Regions from separate parts of the Homo sapiens genome. Here region 1 is linked to region 2. Evidence: chromatin loops called from intact Hi-C (ENCODE). Cell type or tissue: HCT116. All regions are shown on one strand. Links, peaks and the distances in the headings refer to the core of each region. The heading gives the core; the rest is flanking DNA. Region 1 has its middle 6.7 kb from the start of ATP6AP2. Region 2 has its middle 57 kb from the start of MED14OS.

Region 1 (11,309 bases), core at 2,587-7,586, 220 kb before region 2:
AGGTATAGCAGAAAGTCTAGACCAATATAGAACTTATTTTTACCTCTAGAGAGGGAAGAGATGACAGAATCCCTCCATGTTTTTCTTTTTTCTTTCTTTCTTTCTTTTTTTTTTTTTGAGATGGAGTCTTGCTCTGCCACCCAGGCTGGAGTGCAGTGGCATGATCTCGGCTCACTGCCACCTCTGCCCACCTCCCAGGTTCAAGCAATTCTCCTGCCTCAGCCTCCTGAGTAGGTGGGATTACAAGCGCTTACCACCACGCCTGGCTAATTTTTGTATTCTTAGTAGAGACAGGGTTTCACCATGTTGGCCAGGCTGTTCTTGAACTCCTGACCTCAAGAGAGCCGCCCACCTTGGGCTCCCAAAGTTCTGGGATTACAGGCATGAACCACTGCACCTGGCCCATGTTTTACTTTATGCATTTCTGTATTTTGAGGTTTTTTTTCACAAGTATGCATTACTTTGGTAACATAAATTTTAAAAATTAAACTTTTTATAAAGTGATGTTGCATAATAATTATGTGATGAGATGCTGATAATATATTGTTGGGTAAAATGGTATTCCATTAGCTATGACAGCCATTGTCTCCTTACCTATATGCAAACCCGTATGGCAGATTGTATTTTCCAAAGATGGCCACACCAATAAATATCCGAATCCACAGGCTCTTCTTACAATGTGACTTTGACTTTGACAAGCCTCTACTGATGGGTGGAGGGTCCATGTTCCCTCCTCTTGAACCTGGGCAGCCCCTTATATCTGCCTTGACCAGTAGAATAGAGAGGAAGTGATGCTCAGTGACTTTCTAAAGCTAGTTCATAAAAGGTGCTATGGCTTCCACCTGGTTTTCTCCTTTTGGGGACACACACCTTAGCCTTTGGAATCCAGAGTTTCCATGGAATCCATCTGGTTACCCTGAAGCCACCTCCTAGAATGTCCATGTGTGGAGAGGTCATGTAGAAATAGAGAGAGAGTTGCCCAATATGCCCCAACACTTCCAGCCCCCAGATGTTTGAGTCTTTCCAGCACAGGTGCCAGGCATGTGAGTGAAGAAACCTTAAAGATGACACCACCTCCAGCCACTGTCTGACTGCAGTGGCACTGAGAGACCCCAAGCCAGATGCCACCCAGCCAAGCTGCTCCCAAATTCCTGATCACAGAGACGTGATCCTGCCTCTACTAAAAATACAAAAATCAGCTGGGCATGGTGACAGGCACTTGTAATCCCAGCTACTCAGGAGGCTGAGGTGGGAGGATCTCTGGAACCCAGGAGGTGGAGGTTGCAGTGAGCCAAGATCGGGCCACTGCACTCTAGCCTGGGAGACAGAGCGAGACTCCATCCCAATAAAATAAATAAATAAAGTATGGACTTTATTATTAATACATTAATATTGGTTCTGACAAATATACCACACTAATGTATCATGGTAACAATAGGGGAAAGTTGGATGTAGAGTATATGAGAATTCTCTGCACTATCTTTGTAGCTTGTCTATAAATTGAGACCTATTCTAAAATAAAAAGCTCATTCAAACAAATTCTAACTGGAAAGTTGAACCGGGCACCAAGTGGAAAGCTGAACTGTGGATGAAGGAGAGAGCAAATGCCGCACGAGAAGTCTGAACACCACGAGAGTTAGGAACATGGGGCTGTAAGCTCCTCCAGGGTGAAGTCTCAGTCTGAGGCACCCTTCTCTCCCCATCCCCAGTGCCACACCTAGTGCAAACAGAACTCAACTTCTGTGCAGAAGAAATGGGTGAGGACAATGACAATGCAAAGCCAGGCTTCCATGCTCCTCTGTAGGCTCTCCCTAATACCCAAGAGCGGGTCAGTGCAAGGTGCTCCCGCAGGCCGCTAGGTGCAGGTTTCCTGGAATGGCCCTGCTGGGGATGAGGAAGGGTATCTAGAGACTGAAGATTTTTCATTAATAAGTCATCGCATTCATAAAGGGGAAGTAGCTACCAGAGGTGATGAGAGAAGAGGGAGCACAGTTGTTTTCCTGAGGCTGGTAATGGATCCTTAATGACCAATTCACACTCCCGAGTCTAGACTCTTTCCCCTATGGTCAGCAGGACGATGCTCCATAACTGGGGGAAGCTGGAGTGTGATCTCCCTAGAGGAGGGAGGGGCTTGAAGACTGCTGGAAGCTTTAAACAGCTGCAGGGATGGGGAGGAAGGGAGGAAGCAGTGAGTGGGGCAGGAGAAAGGGTGGTCAGGCAGGTTTGAGGGCCCACATGACAGCCACTTCCCAGGGGTAGGGGAATTTCCACAGCAGCAATCAGCAGCCCATTATAGAAAAAGAAGGTGGGCAGCCACATGCTGGGAGGAAAGGGAATCAGGCTGTGGTTTTTTGAATCATGGGTTAAAAGCGGAACGGGGAAGGCAGAAGAGACAGAAGCGGAGCTGGTGGGAGGAAATAGAGGACCTGCTCACGACATCAAGCACCTCAACCAGCTCCTGTCAGCTCCAGAGATTCTGTCTTAAAAAGAGTTGTAGCAGAGATGAAATCTTGCCCTGTCTTTGCTTTTGTAATTATCTGTGCTACCGGAAAGGGGTCCAGATCCAGACCCCAAGAGGGAGTTCTTAGATCTCGAGCAAGAAAGACTTTGGGGCGAGTCCATAAAGTGAAAGCGAGTTTGTTAAGAAAGTAAAGAAATAAAGAATGGCTACTCCATAGGCAGAGCAGCAGCTTAGGGTGCCCAACTGATAGTACTTATAGTTATTTCTTGATTATATGCTAAACAAGGGGTGGATTATTCATGAGTTTTCCGGGAAAGAGGTGGGCAATTCCTGGAACTGAGGGTTCCTCCCCCTTTTAGACCATATAGGGTAACTTCCTGACATTGCCATGGCATCTGTAAACTGTCATGGTGCTGGTGGGGGTGTCTTTTAGCATGCTAATGCATTATAATTAACATGTGATGAACAGTGAGGACGACCAGAGTTCACTTTCATGGCCATCTTGGTTTTGGCAGCCTTCTTTACCGCATGCTTTATCAGCAAGGTCTTTATGACCCGTATCTTGTGCGGACCTCCTATCTCATCCTGTAACTGAGAATGCCTAGTCCTCTGGGAAGGCAGCCCAGTAGGTCTCAGGCTCATTTCACCCAGCCCCATTCAAGATGGAGTCACTCTGGTTCAAATGCCTCTGACATCTGGAAATTGAACTTACTGTGATCCTTTTACTCCCAGAAAATTCCCTCCATTTCATACTTATGGATAATAGAAACCATCATTTGTTAATTTATTCATTCACTCATTCATTCATTCATTCCTTCATCCATTGCTGTGTGCTTACAATGTGCTCTGTGCACATTGGGCACTGCTAACTTGGAGCTGAACCACGTGGAAATAAGCTTTTTCTTCTTTACCCCTTCAGATGGGACATAAATTCTCAGTTTATTTCCCTAAGATTTAGCTCTGAAGTTATCAGGGCCCAGTGTTCACACAGTGCATTATAAACACACAATATTAAATAAAGGGATGAATGAATAGTGAATGAACAAATTCACAAATAATGTTTCCTATTCATGTGAGTTTAAATATACTCATCCACTAGGTGCAAACTGAGAATACCCTACTTTTGAAAGTTTTTAGATACAATTTGATATGGTTACATGCTTACATCTTTTTTCTCCCTTTCACACAGCTACGAACTCTAACTTGCATGAGTCTTAAGTGGACAACTTATTGCATTTTCACCTATGTATATCCCTCATGTAACCACCACCTAGATCAAGACACAGAACATTACCGGAACCCCAGACAGTTCCCTTATGCCCTTCAAGTCAGCCTCCCTCACCTTCAGAGATAATTAATATTCTGACTTCTATTACCATAGATTCAGAAGACACTCTGCATTTGATTAGGTTTTTTCAGGGGAGTTGGGAAGAACTATCCCAAAGTCACTGAAGTCAGTATCCAGTGTCTCAATGAGATGAAGTGCCCACTAAAACTTGGAAATAGGTTTGTCCTCTGCCTCAGTCGGGGTTTAGTCAGGAAAACAAGATATATCAAGTAAGGCCAGGCTCGGTGGCTCACACCTGTAATACCAGCACTTTAGGAGGCCAAGGAGGGTGGATTGCTAGAGCCCGAGAGTTTGAGACCAGCCTGGGCAACAAAGTGAGACCCCCCATCTCTAATTTAAAAAAAAATCTCAGGCCAGGCGCGGTGGCTCACACCTGTAATCCCAGCACTTTGGGAGGCTGAGGCAGGTGGATCACCTGAGGTCAGAAGTTCAAGACCAGCCTGATCAACATGGTGAAACCCCGCCTCTACTAAAAATACAAAAATTAGCCCGTCAGCTGAGGCAGGAGAATCGCTTGAACCTGGGAGGTGGAGGTTGTAGTGAGCCGAGATCGCACCATTGCACTTCAGCCTGGGCAACAAGAGTGAAACTCTGTCTTAAAAAAAAAAAAAATCAAGCCAGGCGCAGTGGCTAACACCTGTAATCCCAGCACTTTGGGAAGCCAAGGCAGGTAGACCACTTGAGGCCAAGAGTTTCAGACCAGCCTGGCCAACATGGCAGAAACCCTGTCTCTACTAAAACATACAAAAATTAGCTGGGCATGGTGGCACACACCTGTAATCCCAGCTACTGGGGAGGCGGAGGCTGCAGTGAGCCGGGATCATGCCACTGCACACCAGCCTGGGTGACAGAGCGAGCCTCTGTCACAAAAAAAAAAAAAATGCTGACAGATCTTAAGAAAAGGATGTACTCATCAGAAGGTGAGGTTTGTCAGTGGAAGTATATAGGGAGCCTGAGAAAAGAATAAGGATAAGAATAAGAATAAGAATAAGAATAAGAATAAGCAAGCAGTGTCCAGATGACAACATGCTCATTTTAGCCAAAAATATTTTGGTTACAAGTCCCCAGACACCCAATCAAACCAGCTGATGCAAAAGAGAAGGTTGACATCACATCCATTAGGATGGCTACTATCAAAAAAAAAAAAAAAAAAAAAGGAAAGAAAAGAAAAGAAAAAAAAACTCAGAAAATAGCAAGTGTTGCTGAGGATGTGACAAAATGAAAACCCTTGTGCACTGCTGATGGGATTGTAAAATGGTGCAGCCTCTAAGGAAAATAATATGGCAGTTCCTCAAACAATTAAAAACAGACTTACCACATGCTATGGTTTAAATGCGTCCCCTAAAGTTGATGCCTTGGAAACTTAATCCCCAATGCAACAGTGTTGAGAGCTGGGACCTTTAAGAGGTGATTAGGTCATGAGAACTCTGCCTTCATGAATGGATTAATGTTGTTATTGAGAGAGTGAGTTAATTATTTCAAGAGTGGGCTTGTTTTAAAAAGCGAGTTTGGACCTCTTTTGCTCTCTTGCTCTCTGTCTCCCTCTTGCCTTCTGCCATGGGATAGCACAGCAAAAAGGCCCTCGCCAGATGGCAGCACCTTGATATTGGACTTCCCAGCCTCCAGCACTGTAAGAAAGAAATACTTTTCTTCATAAATTACCCAGTTGGTGGTATTCTATTATAGCAACACAAAATGGCAGCTCCAGACACCATATGACCCAGCAATTCCACTCCTGGGTATATACTCAAAATAATTGAAGCAGGAGCTCAAAGAGATTTCTTTTTTTTTTTTTTTTGGAGACAGGATCTCGCTCTGTCACCCAGGCTGGAGTGCAATGGTGCAATCTCGGCTCACTGCAACCTCCGCCTCCCAGGTTCAAACGATTCTCCTACCTCAGCCTCCCAAGTAGCTGAGACTACAGGTGCCCGCCACCATGCCCAGCTAATTTTTTTTTTTTTTTGTATTTTTGGTAGAAACAGGGTTTTACCATGTTGCCCAGGCTGGTCTCGAGCTCCTGGGTCCAAGTGATCTGCCCACCTCGGCTTTTCAAAGTGCTGGGATTACAGGTGTAAGCCACCACGCCCAGCCTCAAAGAGATATTCGAACACCCATGTTCATAGCAGCATTATTCACAATAGCAAAAAGGTGGAGGGTGTCCATCCATGGATGAACGGATAAACAAAATGTGTTGTATCCCTACAACAGAATACTATTCAGTCTGAAGAAGGAAGACGATTCTGACACATGCCACAACATGAATGAACCTTGAGGACATTATGCTAAGTGGAATAAGCCAGTCACACAAAGATAAATACTGTATGATTCCACTTAGACAAAGTGTCTAGAGTAGTCAAATTCATAGAGACAGAAAGTAGATCAGTGGTTGCCAGGGTCTGGCATAATGGGGGAATGGGGAATTATTGTTTAATGGGTAGAGAGTTTCAGATTTGCAAGATGAAAGAGTTCTGGGGATGGACTGTGGTGATGGCTGCACAACAATGTGAATGTACTTAATGCCACTGAACTGTACAGTTAAAATGGTGAAGATGGTCAATTTTATGTTACCTGTATTTTATTACAATTAAAAATAATTTTTACGGAGGTGGTGGATCACCTGGGGTCAGGAATTCGAGACCAGCCTGGCCAACATGGCGAAACCCCGTCTCTACTAAAAATACAAAAATTAGTCAGGCATGGTGGCGCATGCCTATAATCCCAGCTACTCGGGAGGTTGAGGCAGGAGAATCGTTTGAACCCGGGAGGCAGATGTTGCAGTGAGCTGAGATTGCGCCATTGCACTCCAGCCTGGGCAACAGAGCGAAACTCCGTCTCAAAATATAATAATAATAATAATAATAATAATAATAATAATAATAATAACAATAATTTTTAAAGAAGAGGAGGTTGAGTTATAAGAATTCTGGGCCATCACACATAGTTCTAAATCAGGGGATGCAGCTGAGTCTCCCCACGGATGAGAAAATAATTTTAGAGCTGGCAGGAATTGCAGGCACATTTGGTCTTTCCTGTCTACTTGTCTCTGGATGTTTGCTTTGCTCCTCTCTTTCTGCAGCCCAGCTTCTCCACCTCTGAGTATGTGGCAAAAGATGGTAATTCATAGGTCTCCCTGTTCAACTGTTATACAAGAATCACTAGCATCTTTTGGCCTCAATCCCAGAATTCTAGGATAGAGAAGCCCATTGGCCCAGTCTGGGTCATGTGACCACTCCTGCTTTAGTCTGCCAGGGATGTGGACTCATAAAGTACAGACAGGGCCGGGCACAGTGGCTCATGCCTTTAATCCCAGCACTTTGGGAGGCCAAGGCGAGTGGATCACTTGAGGCCAGGAGTTCAAGACCATCCTGGCCAACATGGTGAAACCCCATCTCTACCAAAAGTACAAAAATTAGCTGGGTGTGGTGGCATGTGCCTGTAATCCTAGCTACTCAGGAGGCTGGGGCAGGAGAATCGCTTGAACCCGGGAGGCGGAGGTTGCAGTGAGCTGAGATTGCGCCACTGTACTCCAGCCTGGGCAACAGAGCAAGAGTCCGCCTCAAAAAAAAAAAAAAAAAAAAAAGGTACAGACAGGACCGTAGAGGTCATGGAAACGGTGGGAAGCTATCATAAATGGCAAGGTGTGGTCCTTGTAGTCATCCCCAATATATGGTTTATTACAGTGCCCTGTCAGTCTGAAACAAATATTCAGTCTGCTTCGTGTGTACGTTCCAGATGTGGACATGGATACAACAGAGCTTAATGCATTAAATATTTGCTCTGATTGTATACTCACCAAGTCTATTCTGACTAATTCAAAGAGTCCTATGTCACTTGCATTTTTGGAGAGAAAACACTAGCCAGGTTGACATGAATATGCAGACTACTACATACTTATATATCTCACTGTAAATGAACAAACTGCTGTTCGCAACATTAAGATCTTATGAGTTTATTATTTTGGGTTGATGTCACCCAGTTGGATTAACTCTCGGATGCTGATAGAACTGGGATTCTCAGGCTGGAAGGCCAAAGCCTGGCTTTTGCCTCATAGTGAATTCCCACAGGAGATAGCATCTCTACTATCTCTCGGAAGACAGCCATTAGCATGCCAACCACAACACTGGCCTTTCTTTGGAAACTTCCACACTCACTGAAGACATGTTTTGTAAACACAAGATTTTGCAAACATAATTTGAAACCACATACAAATAATTTCTACCAAGTCAAAAAGAAGTGCTCCTTCTCAAGACTCAAAAAAAGCAAACTAGATTTTTAAAACCTTTCTACTGGAAAATACAGCACACAAGTGAACATACAATATCAATGCTCAGAATATGGATAATCACAAAATGAACACTAGTGTGACAACCACCACCACCATTCAGAAATGACCAGCACCCCTAAATACTTCTCCATGTCTCTTTCAGACATATCTTTCTCCCCTCCACCCTGGAGGTAATCACTGTTCTAATTTTTTATGGTAACCATTTCCTTGCTTTTCTTTAAACTTTTGTCATCTATGCTGGATTCTTTAAAAATATAGTTTCTGGGTTTTTTTTTTTTTTTTTTTTTTTTTTGGAGATAGCGTTGCCCTCTGTCACCCAGGCTGGAGTGCAATGATGAGATCTTGACTTACTGCAGTCTCAACCTCCTGGGTTCAAGTGATCCTCCTGTCTCAGCCTCCCCAGTAGCTGGGACTACAGGTATGCGCTACCATGCCTGGCTAATTTTTTTTTCTTTTGAAACAGGGTCTCACTTTGTCGCCCAGGCTAAATTGCAGTGGCACAAGCTTGACTCACTGCAACCTCCGCCTCCCAGGTTCAAGCGATTCTCCCGCCTTGGCCTCCCGAGTAGCTAGGACTACAGGCACGTACCACCATACCTGGCTAATTTTTGTATTTTTTGGTAGTGATGGGGTTTCACCATGTTGACTAGGCTGGTCTTGAACTCCTGACCTCAAGTGATCCACTCGCCTAGGCCTCCCAAACTGCTGGGATTACAGGTGTGAGCCACCGCGCCCAGCCCAGACTTTCCTTGTTTTTGATGACTTCTGAGGAGCAGCAGTCAGATATTTTGTAGAATGCCCCTCTATTGGCATTTATCTGATGTTTTTCTCATGATTACACTGGGGTTATGGGTATGGGGGAGGAAGATCATAGAGGTGAAGTGCCTGCCATTATCATTGTATCACATCAAGGGCACACACTGTCAACATGACCGATCACTGTTGGTGTTGACCTTGATCACATCGCCTAGATAGTATTTGTTGGGTTTTTGCACTGCAAAGCTGCTCTCCCCTCCCCCACACCTTTCCATAGTGTATATAGTACCTTTTGAAGAACATAAATTCTTAATTTTAACTGCATGGTCTGGGAGAGGGGCATGATCTTCGCCTCCACAGGGCTCCTGGATGGGATGTCTCATTTGCAGGGATCAGCTCATGTTATCGCGCTCACTCCGGGATCACTCAGAACTCACTGCTGGACTTAATTGGGGGACGAGGGCGAGACTTAAGGAAGCAAATGGAATTATGTATTCTTTCAAATCTTGCATCTGGACCTCTAGTTTTGAAACTCAAGAGCCAAGAATTTGACATTTGTTTTCAGGTTCTCCTGAGAGTCCTCCCCTCAGGGCAACGGATGGCTGCAGTCTTGCCTATTTGGCCTGTGGGGAGGGTGGAGAAAGGCTTCTTTTAGGCTAACAAATGGGGTCATAACTTCAAATATTGTATTACCCTGCTACACACATATCCATCTCTAAATGCTTCAGTGGAAAAGTTAACCGCACATCACCAGTTGTTTACTGAGCGCTAAAGATTGAATCAGCAGGGCTGCATTCACGAAGCAGAACTGCTGACGATTCAGAATATGACCTTGAGTACATATGCCCTTCCCTAGGCTTCAATCTCTCAATCTATGAAACAAGGAGAGGGCTTCCGACAATGTTTATCTTGCTAAATTCCAAGGTTGTAGAGAACAACAATGCCCCTTTGCAACCTCAGGTGAAAAGGGCCCTTAGGTGTAAAGAATACACTATTCGCTGTTAGCTCAAAAGGGGATGTTATTTCTCAAGACATAAATGGATTGTGAAAGATTGTGAGGTTTTCTGGGGGAATGGGGGGGTGGGGACTTATTTTATATTCCAGTCTATTTACAAATTTTTTCATCTTCCTCAAATTCAAAGAAATAAGAATGTACTAGAAGTCTTAAGAACAGAAACATTCACTCCTTTCCCTGTTTCCTTAAGCTGGATGAAATGGCAGGAGGTCTGCTCCACTTTTAGCTGATTATGTCCCTAAATAAGGTTTAGATAAGTTCTTGCAGGGCCTGTGATTCAAAACCTGTTCTAAGACATGCAGGGAGATGGACAAAGAATTTTAGTTGGTGTGAAAAGATTGTGAATTTATCATGCTTAAAAATGAATTTTTAAAAATGATTAATTTTTTTCCGCCGGGAGCAGTGGCTCACGCCTGTAATCTCAGCACTTTGGGAGGCTTTAGTGGGTGGATCGCCTGAGGTCAGGAGTTCGAGACCAGCCTGGCCAACATGGTGAAACCCCGTCTCTACTAAAAATACAAAAATTAGCCGGGCGTGGTGGTTGGCGCCTGTAATCCCAACTACTTGGGAAGCTGAGGCAGGAGAATTGCTTGAACTCGGGAGTTGGAGGTTGCAGTGAGCTGAGATCGCACCACTGCACTCCAGCCTGGGCAACAAGAGGGAAACTTCGTCTCAACAACAACAAAAAAAGTGATTAATTTTTTTCGAGTCAGTCACATTAGAGTGGATGTTTTGGAGGGGTGCTTTAGACATTTTGGTTCTAATAATTTCACATGCCTGATGGAAAAATCTCTCTTCTCCCTTTCAGAGTTCTCTAAAGTCCCATTTGTACAAATTCTCCTCTAGAGGAAAAGCAAGTTTGAGAGTTTCCTGTTTCTTGACGTTAGGTGAGGAAATCGACTCTGTTCCCTAAATTTGAGAGTGGCTTTGGTAAGCATAGTGTGTTCTAGAAAGTTCAAACTATTTAGTGAGTGTTTCTCTTTTTTTGCTTTCTTTATTTTCTAATAATAAAAAGACAGGGCCTCACTATGTTATCCAGGCTGGTTTTCAACTCCTGGTGTCAAAGGATCTTCCCACCTCGGCCTCTCAAAGCGCTGGGATTACAGGTGTGAGCCACCACACCTGGCCTCGAGAGTGTCTTTCTGATTCAGTTTTCAGTTGGGCAAGGTTTTCCTAGGGTGGGTCTGCTACCTGGGGAACTCCTGGGGTCACTGTTTTTAACTCGCTCTCATTTTTTCATCCTCAGGAAACTCCAAGAAGAAAATGGGACTGGAAACTGAAGAAACAGTAAGGCATTCCCCCCCTCCCCCCCGCCAATAAGTCTGTCTTACATTTGTGCAGTAAATCATGCTCAAACGCCTTCAATGGCTTAGTGTAGGTCTCTTATGTACAATTTAAAATCCTCAATAAATGTGCCTAACTGAAAGTTTTAGCTCTGTGCCTC
Region 2 (11,309 bases), core at 3,964-8,963:
TTACAGTCAATTTATTTGTCAGTTTTTGACAAAGATGCCAAGAACACACAATGGAGAATGAACAGTCTCTTGATTATTATTTGCAGTAATTTGTTCATTGACTGTTTTAGGTTTTCCAGGTATATAATAATATCAGCTGCAACAAAAAAGATAACATTTTACTTCTTTCTTTCTCCTTATGATGCCTCTACTTGATTTTTTTTTCTAATTGCTTTGGCTAATACCTTCAATACAATTCTTAAAACTAGTGGATCCGGACCAGGCGCGGTGGCTCACGCCTCTAATTCCAGCACTTTAGGAGGCCGAGGAGGGCAAATCACTTGAGGTCAGGAGTTTGAGACCAGCCTGACCAACATGGTGAAACCCCATCTCTACTAAAAGTACAAAAATTAGCTGGGCATGGTGGTGTATGCCTGTAATCTCAGCTACTCAGGAGGCTGAGGCACAAGAATCGCTTGAACCCGGGAGGTGGAGGTTGCAGTGAGCTGAGATTGCACTACTGCACTTAGTCTGGGTGACAGAGTGAGACTCCGTCTCAAAACAAAACAAACAAACAAAAAACTAGTGGATCCAATGGGCCTTCTTATCTCAGTCCTGACTTTGGCATGAAAACCTCCCTTATTTGATTATTAAGTAAGATGCTGTACTTTGGGGGGAAATATATAAATATATAATCATGTTAAAGAAATATCCATGAGGTCCTGTTTTATCATTTTTAACATAAGTGTCAACTCCTAAATTTGTAAGTGGTAAAAAAATGAGTCACATTATTTATCTAAAAGAAAATCTGTTAATGTAACACATGATCATAGTAACTTCACAGACAAGTGTGTTCAAGAATGTCTATTCCAGGAGGTTTATAATCCCAGGGGAGGGGTGCCGCATGAGCCAATCACAGAATAATTCAAAGGCTCTAGGATGGAGAGTAGGGACAGTATAGTATAGTGGGTCCCTATATTAAAAAGACTCAGGTTCGAGTTCGAGTCCTAACTCTGCAACTGTGATCATGGGCAAGTTACTCAGCCTCTCAGGGCCTCAATTGCCTTTTATGTAAATGAGGATAATGATGCTAAGCTACCTGAAGGATTGCTGTGTTTAGTGAGATAATTGCCCCTGAAGATTTAGTTTAGGACTTGGCACATACTAAAAGCTCATTAAGTGGTAGCTCTTATCATTAAGTGCTAAAACAAGTAGTAAAGATAATAAATGCTATGAGGGGGTCTCTGGAGGAGGGGGGCATTTAAGCCAATTCTTTGAAAGCTTTGTAGGGTTTGAATAGACAGAGGATTGAGGAGGAAAAAGAGGACTTTCTAGGTAGGAGGGGAAAGATCTTTAAAATGTAAACGGTCATGCCAAAACAGTAGTTCATTTTAATTTGTGTTTTTTTAAAGTTCCAATTGCTTTTTTTGTCCAGCTGCCTTTTAAAAGCATCATTATTTAAAATCAAGCTGGGCATAGTGGCTCACACTTGTAATCCCAGCACTTTGGGAGGCCAAGACTGGCAGATCACTTGAAGCCAGAAGTTCGAGACCAGCCTCGTCAACATGGCAAAACCCCGTCTCTACTAAAAATACAAAAATTAGCAAGGTGTGGTGGCGCATGCCTGTAATCCCAACTACTCGGGAGGCTGAGGCACAAGAATCGCTTGAACCCAGGAGTTGGAGGTGGCAGTGAGCCGAGTTTGTGCCACTGCACTCTAGCCTAGGTGACAGAGTGAAACTCTGTCTCAAAAATAAATAAATAAATAAATAAATAAATAAATAAATAAAGCATCATTATTTAAAATTTGATTTGCTGTCATTACATTTTGCAGAATACTTGAATATGAATAGCATGTTTTATTACGCATATGAGAGAAAAACATTTTGAATCAACTTCCATGCTGCCTATCTTTAAGGCCCCCATTGGCTTCCTCATCCCTTATAATTTTTGTCTAGCTGCTACTTTGCATTTTAATTTGACCCTGCCTTTTATTTATTTGCACTTATTACCAGAGTGCTTTCTTAAATTAAAATTTTTTGTGTGTTTCCTATTCAGTATTTGATGACTGTTTATTACTGTAATTCATTGTTCAGAAAAATGTACCACATCCCACATCCATCATTATACTCCATTCTCCATGGGGTCTAAACCATTTTACGGAGTCATTAAATGAATATATTATTTGGGAATTAAATGAATGGAAAGAAAGGGAAAGGGTATCCAAAGGTGGTGAGGAGGTGAGGGAGGCAGTGGTGGGACTTATTCAAAGCACACCCTCCACTGCAAGCAGGAAGTACATAAAAAGCCTGAGCCTTTCCCTTTCCCCTACCTCCCCACTCTGCCCACTAGTCCTCTAATTTAGTGGAAACTTGCATTAATCTCTTTTTCAGACTGAGATTGGGAGTGTGCAGGGTGGTTGAACAAAAATTTGTGAAACATGTTGGTTGTCTCAGGTTTTGTTATCCAAGAAGACTGATATGGTTTGGCTATGTCCCCTTCCAAATCTCAACTTGAATTGTAGCTCCCATAATCCCCATGTATCATAGGAGGGACCCAGTGGGAGGTAATTGAATCATGGTGGTGGTGGGTTTTCCCATGCTGTTCTCATGACAATGAATAAGTCTCATGAGATCTGATGGTTTAATAAAGGGCAGTTCCCCTGCACAAGCTCTCTTGCCTGCTGCCATGTAAGATGTGCCTTTCCTCCTCCTTTGTCTTCTGCCATGATTGTGAGGCCTCCCCAGACATTTGGAACTGTGAGTCCATTAAACCTCTTTTTCTTTATAAATTACCCCGTCTCGGGTATTTCTTCATTGCAGTATGAAAATGGACTAATACAAAGACCCTGAATCAAGAATTTGAATGCCAATAGTTCATTTGAGAGGTGAACCTCAAAAACAACAGTGGGGAAAGGGGGAAGTAAAAAAGGAAGGAGAAGGAAGCCATGTTAAGGAGAAGGAAGGTATGTTATTGTCCAGAACTATAAAGGGTCATGTATTCATTTAAAATTTGAAAAAGAATAAATGCTTACTGGAGAAATTCCAGAAAAGATATATATGTATACAGATTATATGGATGTATATTATTATATGATATAAATGTCAAGAAGTGTGAAGGTTCTGAGATTTTACCGTACTTGCAAGCTAACAAGTTAGCCAGCCACAGATTCATAGATGCTGGCAGAAGACAGGAGACTCCTGGTTTAGAGGAAAGGGATATATTACTCATGGCACAGCAGGCAGTTCCCCACATTTCCACAGGGTGATGGGGAATGGCCCATATGGATGCTGCACATGCAGTATTAATCACCAAATTCCCATCCCTTTTCGACTAGGGCTGCTCCGGGGACCTTAACTCCATGGCACTTCTGGTCTATTGACCATTCTACCACACCCAGTTGTCAGAGCCAGTCCTGACCAAAATATGGAATTGGCTTTGATTACCAACTTCCCCTTCTCCAAACTTTCCCCAAGGTGACTGTCTCTACCTTCCCCAAGGAGAAAGTGGGTCCACATCTTTATGTGTCTTGGTCTCTTCTTTTATTCTCAGTGAAGTCTGCCATGGTAAACTCTTCATCTGCACTAGAGAGTAAATGGCTGGGAACAGCTGTGTTATCCTTGGAACTGGGATCAATGTCTTAAAGCTAAAGATTTAAACACCTCATTTAAGTGAAACGGGAGAGTTCCCTGATTCCCCTTGCGGATGTGTGATGGGGTGTCGCTTGCTTGGTCGCTGGCAGCTCAAACCCCTAGGGAGAGCATGCAGCTGGGCAGATGCAGAGGCCGTTGTGAGCACTTTTGGGCTCCGGCCCCAAGACAGCTTCTAGGGATGGGTGTCTGCAACTCCCGAAGCCCAAGTGGGCATGTGTTATCAAGCTCTTTCAGATTTGCCATCTGCAGGTGGCTTGTATGTTAAGCAGCTCAATGGACCCTCTGCCTTATTGCAAGGACTGGGGGGCAGTGTAACAGCCTTCTGTATCCTGAGTTATTGCCCAGTGTACCAGAAGAATCGGATCACACGTGGGCTCGAAAGATGAGTGCAAGATTTTATTGAATGGTGAAGGTGGCTCTCAGTGAGATGGATGGGGAGTCAGAAGGGGGTGGATGGAGTGGTAAGGTGGTCTTCCCCTGGAGTCAGGCCACCCAATGGCCAGATTCTTCTCTGACCGCCCCTAGCTGAATTCCCCTCAGCATCCAGATGTTACTCCTCTTCTCTCTTTCTCTGCTGCGTTGTTCCACTGTCGCTGGTCTGCTGGTCCCAACATTCAGCCACTTGTGTGTGTGCCCACTAAGGTCTTGGGTTTATACAGGGGCAGGATAGGCGGGGGGGACATGGCAGTCCAAAAGGCAACTTTTTGGGTGCAAAACCAGAAAAGCCTGTCTTCATTTAGGGCCGCAGGTCTTCAGGCTTGAGGGTGGGGTCTTTGCCGGGGAGCCACCTTCTTCTACCCAGTATTTCCCCGTCTCCTGTCCATCTCATTTCCCCCCTCTGAAGAGGTACATCTAACTGCTGTTAGAATATGTATGACAACTGACCTTAGCTACTTCCTGCTGACAGGGAGCATTGTTTTGGGGAAAATAGCAGTCAGATTCCTCTCAGAGGTCTATCTAAGGGTCCCCAGCAAAGCGGAGCCATTGTCTGAGGCTCTGGTTGCCTGACCATTTGGAGTTTGATGGTTTCTAGGTGTGAGAGAATAAAACAAGTTTTATAAGGTTAAGTATCCATGGGTTAAACGTGTATTATATAAGGAAAGAATCTAGTGCCAAGGGTTACAGAGATAAGAAGTGAGGCCGGGTGCTGTGGCTCACCCCTGCAATCCCAGCACTTTGGGAGGCCGAGGCAGAGGGATCACCTAAAGTCAAGAGTTCAAGACCAGCCTGGCCAACATAGTGAAACCCCGTCTCTAAAAATACAAAAATTAGCCGGGTGTGGCGGCGCACACCTGTAATCCCAGCTACTTGGGACGCTGAGGCAGGAGAATTGCTTGAACCTTGGAGGTGGAGGTTGCAGTGAGCCAAGATCACACCACTGCACTCCAGCCTGGGTGACAGAGTGAGACTCCATCTCAAAAAAAAAAAAAAAAGAAAGAAGTGAAATATACGAATTATTCTGAAAACATTATTGTGCTCTGTGGTATAGAACAGAACAAAGGTAAGAACAGCAAGCATAGGCAAGACTATAAAGAGGATACCCATGGAAGGCTAATTATTAACACTTATCTTTTGTGATTTTTAGCTTGAGGTCCCCAATCTCTTCACATTGGTACTTTGGGTGTTCTTCTGGGTCAACGGAGGTGACTCTGTTGGCTTCCCAAGTCTTTACTTGGGTATAATGAATCCAAGAGTCTATTCCAGTGACCTTCACTGCCACAGGAGTAGAAAGGAGTACAGTGTAGGGTCCCTCCCAACCTGGGCCTATAGAGAGAGAAAGGGAAGGGATATCACTTTTACTAGCACTAGGTCCCTTGGGTTGAACAGAGGTGGCCCTGGTTCACGGGATTGGGCCTCCAACAATTGTTTCAGTTCCTGTTGGAAATGGACCAAAGAGGTTATGTGCTTAGTTAAATTAGAGGTTTCTTGGTCTAGCAAGAGATAACTGGTGAGAAAAGGCTATCCACACATCATTTCAAAGGGACTCAAACCTAGCTTTGAAGGAGTGTTTCTGACATGTAGCAGGGCTATGGGGAGAAGGGTAGTCCAGGGGAGATGAGTCTCCTGAGACGGTTTCCTGAGGTGCCTTTTGATAATATCATTTGTCTTTTCTACCTTTCCCGGGGATTGTGGTCTCCAGGCATAATGAAGATAGTACTGTAGAACCAAGTGCCTTTGAGACCCCCTGGGTGACGGCCACCTTGAACGAGGGGCCATTATTGCTCTGGAGATACTTAGGAAGTCCAAAGCAGGGAATTATCTCATTGATTAGTACTTTTATCACCTCAGAGGCTTTCTCTGTCTGACATGGAAATGCTTCTACCCAGTTAGTGAACGTATCTATTTATAGTAGGAGGTACTGGATGCCCCTTGTCTTTGGCATATGGGTGAAATCCATTTGCCAGTCTTCCCCAAGGTAGCCGCTTGTCTTTTGAGTTCCTGGCCAAAGACGCTGTCGATTAAGGAGACTGTTTTTAAGGCAGATCTTGCCACCATTAACAACTTGTTTAACTCTTTGTATTAGATTTTTACCTGAGAACAATCTCTGGGCCAGTTGATAGGTTTTATCCTTACCTAGGTGGAAGGCCTAGTGAAGGCTTTTAAGTACTTTCCATTGGTTGGCAGCTGGTAGATGAAGCTTATTGTCCTCCGATTGTAGCCATCCTGAGGACTGCAGGATGTATCCCCAAGAGGTGGCCCATTCTATTTCTGCAAGAGAGTATTGAGGTTTTATTTCTCTGATGCGGCCCTCCCAGATCAGTAGGGCTTCAAGTGGATCAGAGACCTGGGCCCCCTTGCTGCTGATTTAGCTGCTTTGTCCTCCAGCCTATTTCCCTCGGCTATCTCATCCATCACTCTTTGATGGCCTTTACAATGTATTATTGCCAGCTCCCATGGGAGGAAAACCAAGGAAAATAGTCTTATTAATTTCCTGATGGTATTCAATGGGAGACTAATTAGCTGTGAGGAAGTTCTTCTCTTTCCAGATAGTAGCATGGGCATGGAGGACTAGGAAAGCATACTTAGAATCAGTATAAATGGGCCAGGCGCGGTGATTCACGCCTGTAATCCCAGCACTTTGGGAGGCCGAGGCAGGCGGATCACCTGAGGTCAGGAGTTCAAGACCAGCCTGACCAACATGGAGAAACCCTGTCTCTACTGAAAATACAAAATTAGCCGGGCATGGTGGCGCATGCCTGTAATCCCAGGTACCCGGGAGGCTGAGGCAGGAGAATCGCTTGAACCTGGGAGGCAGAGGTTGCAGTGAGCTGAGATTGCGCCATTGCACTCCAGCCTGGAAGTGCAATGAAGAGGAAACTCCGTCAGAAAGAGAGAGAGAGAGAGAGAGAGAGAGAGAGAGAGAGAGAGAGAGAGAGAGAGAGAGAGAAAGAATCAGTATAAATGCTGTTTTTCCTTTGCTTAACTTGAGCGCCCTCTTGAGGGCAATTAGTTTGGTTAGTTGAACACTTGTGCCCTAGGAGAGGTGCACTTTCAACTATATCGTTCATATAGCTGTTGCATACCCTGCTTTATGGGTTCTTTGTTCTACAAAAGAACTCCCGTCCGTAAAGAGAATCCAGTCTGGGTAAAACAGACTCGGGGCTGTTGCAGGGGGCACAGTGGGAGTGAGATCAGCTCTTTGGTTTGTGTGGGAGCTGGGTGGGGCCTGTGACTGCCGGCTTTCCCCCACTTCCCTGACAACTTGCATGACTCAGCAGAGGCAGCCATAATCCTCCTAGGAACACAACTTCAGTGACCTGGGAATCTCACCCCCATCCCCCATGGCAGCCGCAGCAAGACCCGCCAAGGAGAGCACGCCTAGCCCTGCTCCCACCTGATGGTCCTTCACTACCCACCCTGGTAGCAGAAGGCAAAGGACATATAATCTTGGGAGTTCTACAGCCGTGCCTACTGCCAGTCCCTCTCCACACTATTATAGTTGATGCTTTCTGGAAAGCACCACCTCCTGGCAGGAAGCCAACCAGCACAAAAATAGAGCATTAAACCAACAAAGCTAAGGACCCCCATGGAGTCCATTGCACCCTCCACCACCTCCACCAGAACAGGTGCTGGTATCCATGGCTGAAAGACTCACAGATGGTTCACATCACAGGACTCTGTGCAGACAACCCCCAGTACCAGCCTGGAGCCGGATTGACTCACTGGGTGGCTAGACCCAGAAGAGAGACAACAATCACTGGAGTTCAGCTCACAGGAAGCCACATCCCCAGAAAAGGGGGAGAATACTATATCAAGGGAACACCCCATGGGACAAAAAAATCTGAACAACAGCCTTCAGCCCTAGACCTTCCCTCTGACAGAGGCTACACAAATGAGAAGGAACCAGAAAACCAGCCCTGGTAATATAAGAAAACAAGGCTTGTCAACACCTCCCAAAAATTACACTGGTTCACCAGCAATGGCTCCAAACCAAGAAGAAATCCCCTATTTACCTGGAAAAGAATTCAGGAGGCTAGTTATTAAGCTAATCAGGGAGGGACCAGAGAAAGGCGAAGCCCAATGCAAGGAAATCCAAAGAAATGATGCAAGAAGTGAAGGGAGAAATATTCAAGGAAATAGATAGCCTAAAGAAAAAACAATCAAAAATTCAGAAAACTTTGGACACACTTTTAGAAATGCGAAATGCTCTGGAAAGTCTCAGCAATAGAATTGAACAAGTAGAGGAAAGAAACTCAGAGCTCGAAGACAAGGTCTTTGAATTAACCCAATCCAACAAAGACAAAGAAAAAAGATTAAGAAAATATGAACAAAGCCTCCAAGAAGTCTGAGATTATGTTAAACACCCAAACCTAAGAATAATCAGTGTTTCTGAGGAAGAAAACAATTCAAAATGCTTGGAAAATATATTTGGGGGAATAATCAAGGAAAACTTCCCCAGCCATGCTAGAGACCTAGACATGCAAATACAAGAAGCGCAAGGAACACCTGGGAAATTCATCACAAAAAGATCATCGCCTAGGCGCACTGTCATCAGGTTATCCAAAGTTAAGACAAAGGAAAGAATCTTAAGAGCTGTGAGACAGAAGCACCAGGTAACCTGTAAAGGAAAACCTATCAGATTAACAGCAGATTTCTCAGCAGAAACCCTACAAGCTAGAAGGGATTGGGGCCCTATCTTCAGCCTCCTCAAACAAAACAATTATCAGCCAAGAATTTTGCATCTGGCAAAACTAGGCATCATATATGAAGGAAAGATACAGTCGTTTCAGACAAACAAATGCTGAGAGAATTCGCCATTACCAAGCCACCACTACAAGAACTGCTAAAAGGAGCTCTAAATCTTGAAACAAATCCCGAAAACACATCAAAACAGAACCTCTTTAAAGCATAAATCACACAGGACCTGTAAACCAAAAATACAAGTTAAAAAGCAAAACAAACAAACAAAGTATGCAGGCAACAAAGAGCATGATGAATGCAACGGTACCTCACATTTCAATACTAACTGAATGTAAATGGCCTAAATGCTCCACTTAAAAGATACAGAACCGCAGAATGGATAAGAACTCACCAACTGGCCGGGTGCGGTGGCTCTCTCCCGTAATCCCAGCACTTTGGGAGGCCGAGGTGGACGGATCACAAGGTCAGGAGATCGAGACCATCCTGGCTAACAAGGTGAAATCCCGTCTCTACTAAAAATACAAAAAATTAGCCGGGTGTGGTGGTGGGCACCTGTAGTCCCAGCTACTCAGGAGGCTGAGGCAGGAGAATGGCGTGAACCCGGGAGGCGGAGCTTGCAGTGAGCCGAGATTATGCCACTGCACTCCAGCCTGGGCAACAGAGCGAGACTCCATCTCAAAAACAACAACAACAACAAAAAAACAAAAACAGAACAAACAAAAAGAACTCACCAACCATCTGCTGCCTTCAGGAGACTCACCTAACACATAAGGACTCACATAAAGTAAAGGAGTGGAAAAAAGGCATTTCATGTAAATGGACACCAAAAGTGAGCAGGGATAGCTATTCTTATATTAGACAAAACAAACTTTAAAGCAATAGCAGTTAAAAGAGAAAAAGCGGGACATTATATGATGGTAAAAGGCCTTGTCCAACAGGAAAATATCACAATCCTAAACATACATGCACGTAACACTGGAGCTCCCAAATTTATAAAACAATTACTAATAGACCTAAGAAATGTGATAGACAGCAATACAATAATAGTGGGGGACTTCAATACTCCACTGACAGCGCTAGACAGGTCATCAAGACAGAAAGTCAGTAAAGAAACAATGAATTTAAACCATACCTTGGAACAAATGGACTTAACAGACATACACAGAACATTTCATCCAACAACCACAGAATACACATTCTATTCGACAGTGCATGGAACTTTCTCCAAGATAGACCATACGATAGACCATGAAATGAGCCTCAATAAATTTAAGAAAATTGAAATTATATCAAACACTCTCTCAGACCACAGTGGAATGAAACTGGAAATCAACTCCAAAAGGAACCTTCAAAACCACCACGCAAATACATGGAATTAAATAACCTGCTCTTGAATGAGCAAAAGGTCAAAAACCAACTCAAGATGGAAATTTAAAAACTCTTCAAACTGAATGACAATAATGACACAACCTATCAAAACCTCTGGGATACAGCTAAGGCAGTGCTAAGAGGAAAGTTCATAGTCCTAAACACCTACATCAAAAAGTCTGAAAGAGCACAAACAGACAATCTAAGGTCATACCTCAAGGAACTAGAGAAAGAAGAACAAACCAAACCCCAAACCAGCAGAAGAAAGGAAATGACCAAGATCAGAGCAGAACTAAATGAAGTTGAAATTTAAAAAAACTAATACAAAAGATAAATGAAACAAAAAGCTGGTTCTTTGAAAAGATAAATAAAATTGATAGACCATTAGCAAGATTAACCAAGAAAAGAAGAGAGAAAATCCAAATAACCTCGCTGAGAAACAAAACAGGAGATATTACAACTGACACTACTGAAATACAAAAGATCATTCAAGGCTACTATGAACACCTTTACACACATAAACCAGAAAACCTAAAAGAGATGGATAAATTCCTGGAAAAATACAACCTTTCTAGCTTAAATCAGGAAGAATTAGATACCCTGAACAGACCAATAACAAGCAGAGCGATTGAAATGGTAATTTAAAAATTACCAACAAAAAATGTCCAGGACTTTTTCTGTCCAGGACAGAAGGATTCACAGAAGAATTCTATCAGACATTCAAAGAAGAATTGGTATCAATCCTTTTGACACTATTCCATAAGATAGAGAAAGAAGGAACCCTCCCTAATTCATTCTATGAAGCCAGCATCACCCTAATACCAAAACCAGGAAAGGACACAACCAAAAAAGAAAACTGGCCAGGTGTGGTGGCTCACGCCTGTAATCCCAACACTGGGAGGCTGAGGTGGGCAGATCACGAGGTCAGGAGATCAAGACCATCCTGGCCAACATGGTGAGTCCCCGTCTCCACTAAAATACAAAAAATTAGCCGGGCGTGGTGGTGCGTGCCTGTAGTCCCAGCTACTTGGGAGGTTGAGGCAGGGGAATCACCACTTGAACCCAGGAGCTGGAGGTTGCAGTGAGCTGAGATTGTGCCACTGCACTCCAGCCTGGTGACAGAGCAAGGCTCCGTCTCAAAAAAAAAAAGAAAACTACAGACCAATA

The links. Hi-C counts contacts between places; a loop is a spot of excess contacts. Peaks named below come from ENCODE experiments on the same cell type or tissue, not always from the same donor. Only the 100,000 strongest peaks of a DNase experiment are listed, where the experiment ranks them.
Region 1: a loop joins it to region 2, with 5 times the contacts of the local background. A loop is called at or near these places in 1 of 110 quality-filtered maps.

The regions. Positions count from the first base shown.
Region 1 is chrX:40,568,596-40,579,904 of GRCh38, forward strand. No RefSeq gene overlaps it. Among named protein-coding and RNA genes, the nearest start is that of ATP6AP2, 6.7 kb to the right of the region's middle. RefSeq lists enhancers at 2,435-2,524, 2,535-2,614 and a silencer at 5,222-5,516. In HCT116, for the core only: a CTCF peak has its summit at 5,375 (motif pointing right); a DNase peak (open chromatin) is centred at 5,377.
Region 2 is chrX:40,787,151-40,798,459 of GRCh38, forward strand. No RefSeq gene overlaps it. Among named protein-coding and RNA genes, the nearest start is that of MED14OS, 57 kb to the left of the region's middle. In HCT116, for the core only: a CTCF peak has its summit at 7,075 (motif pointing left); a DNase peak (open chromatin) is centred at 7,071; H3K27ac peaks cover 1,003 bases.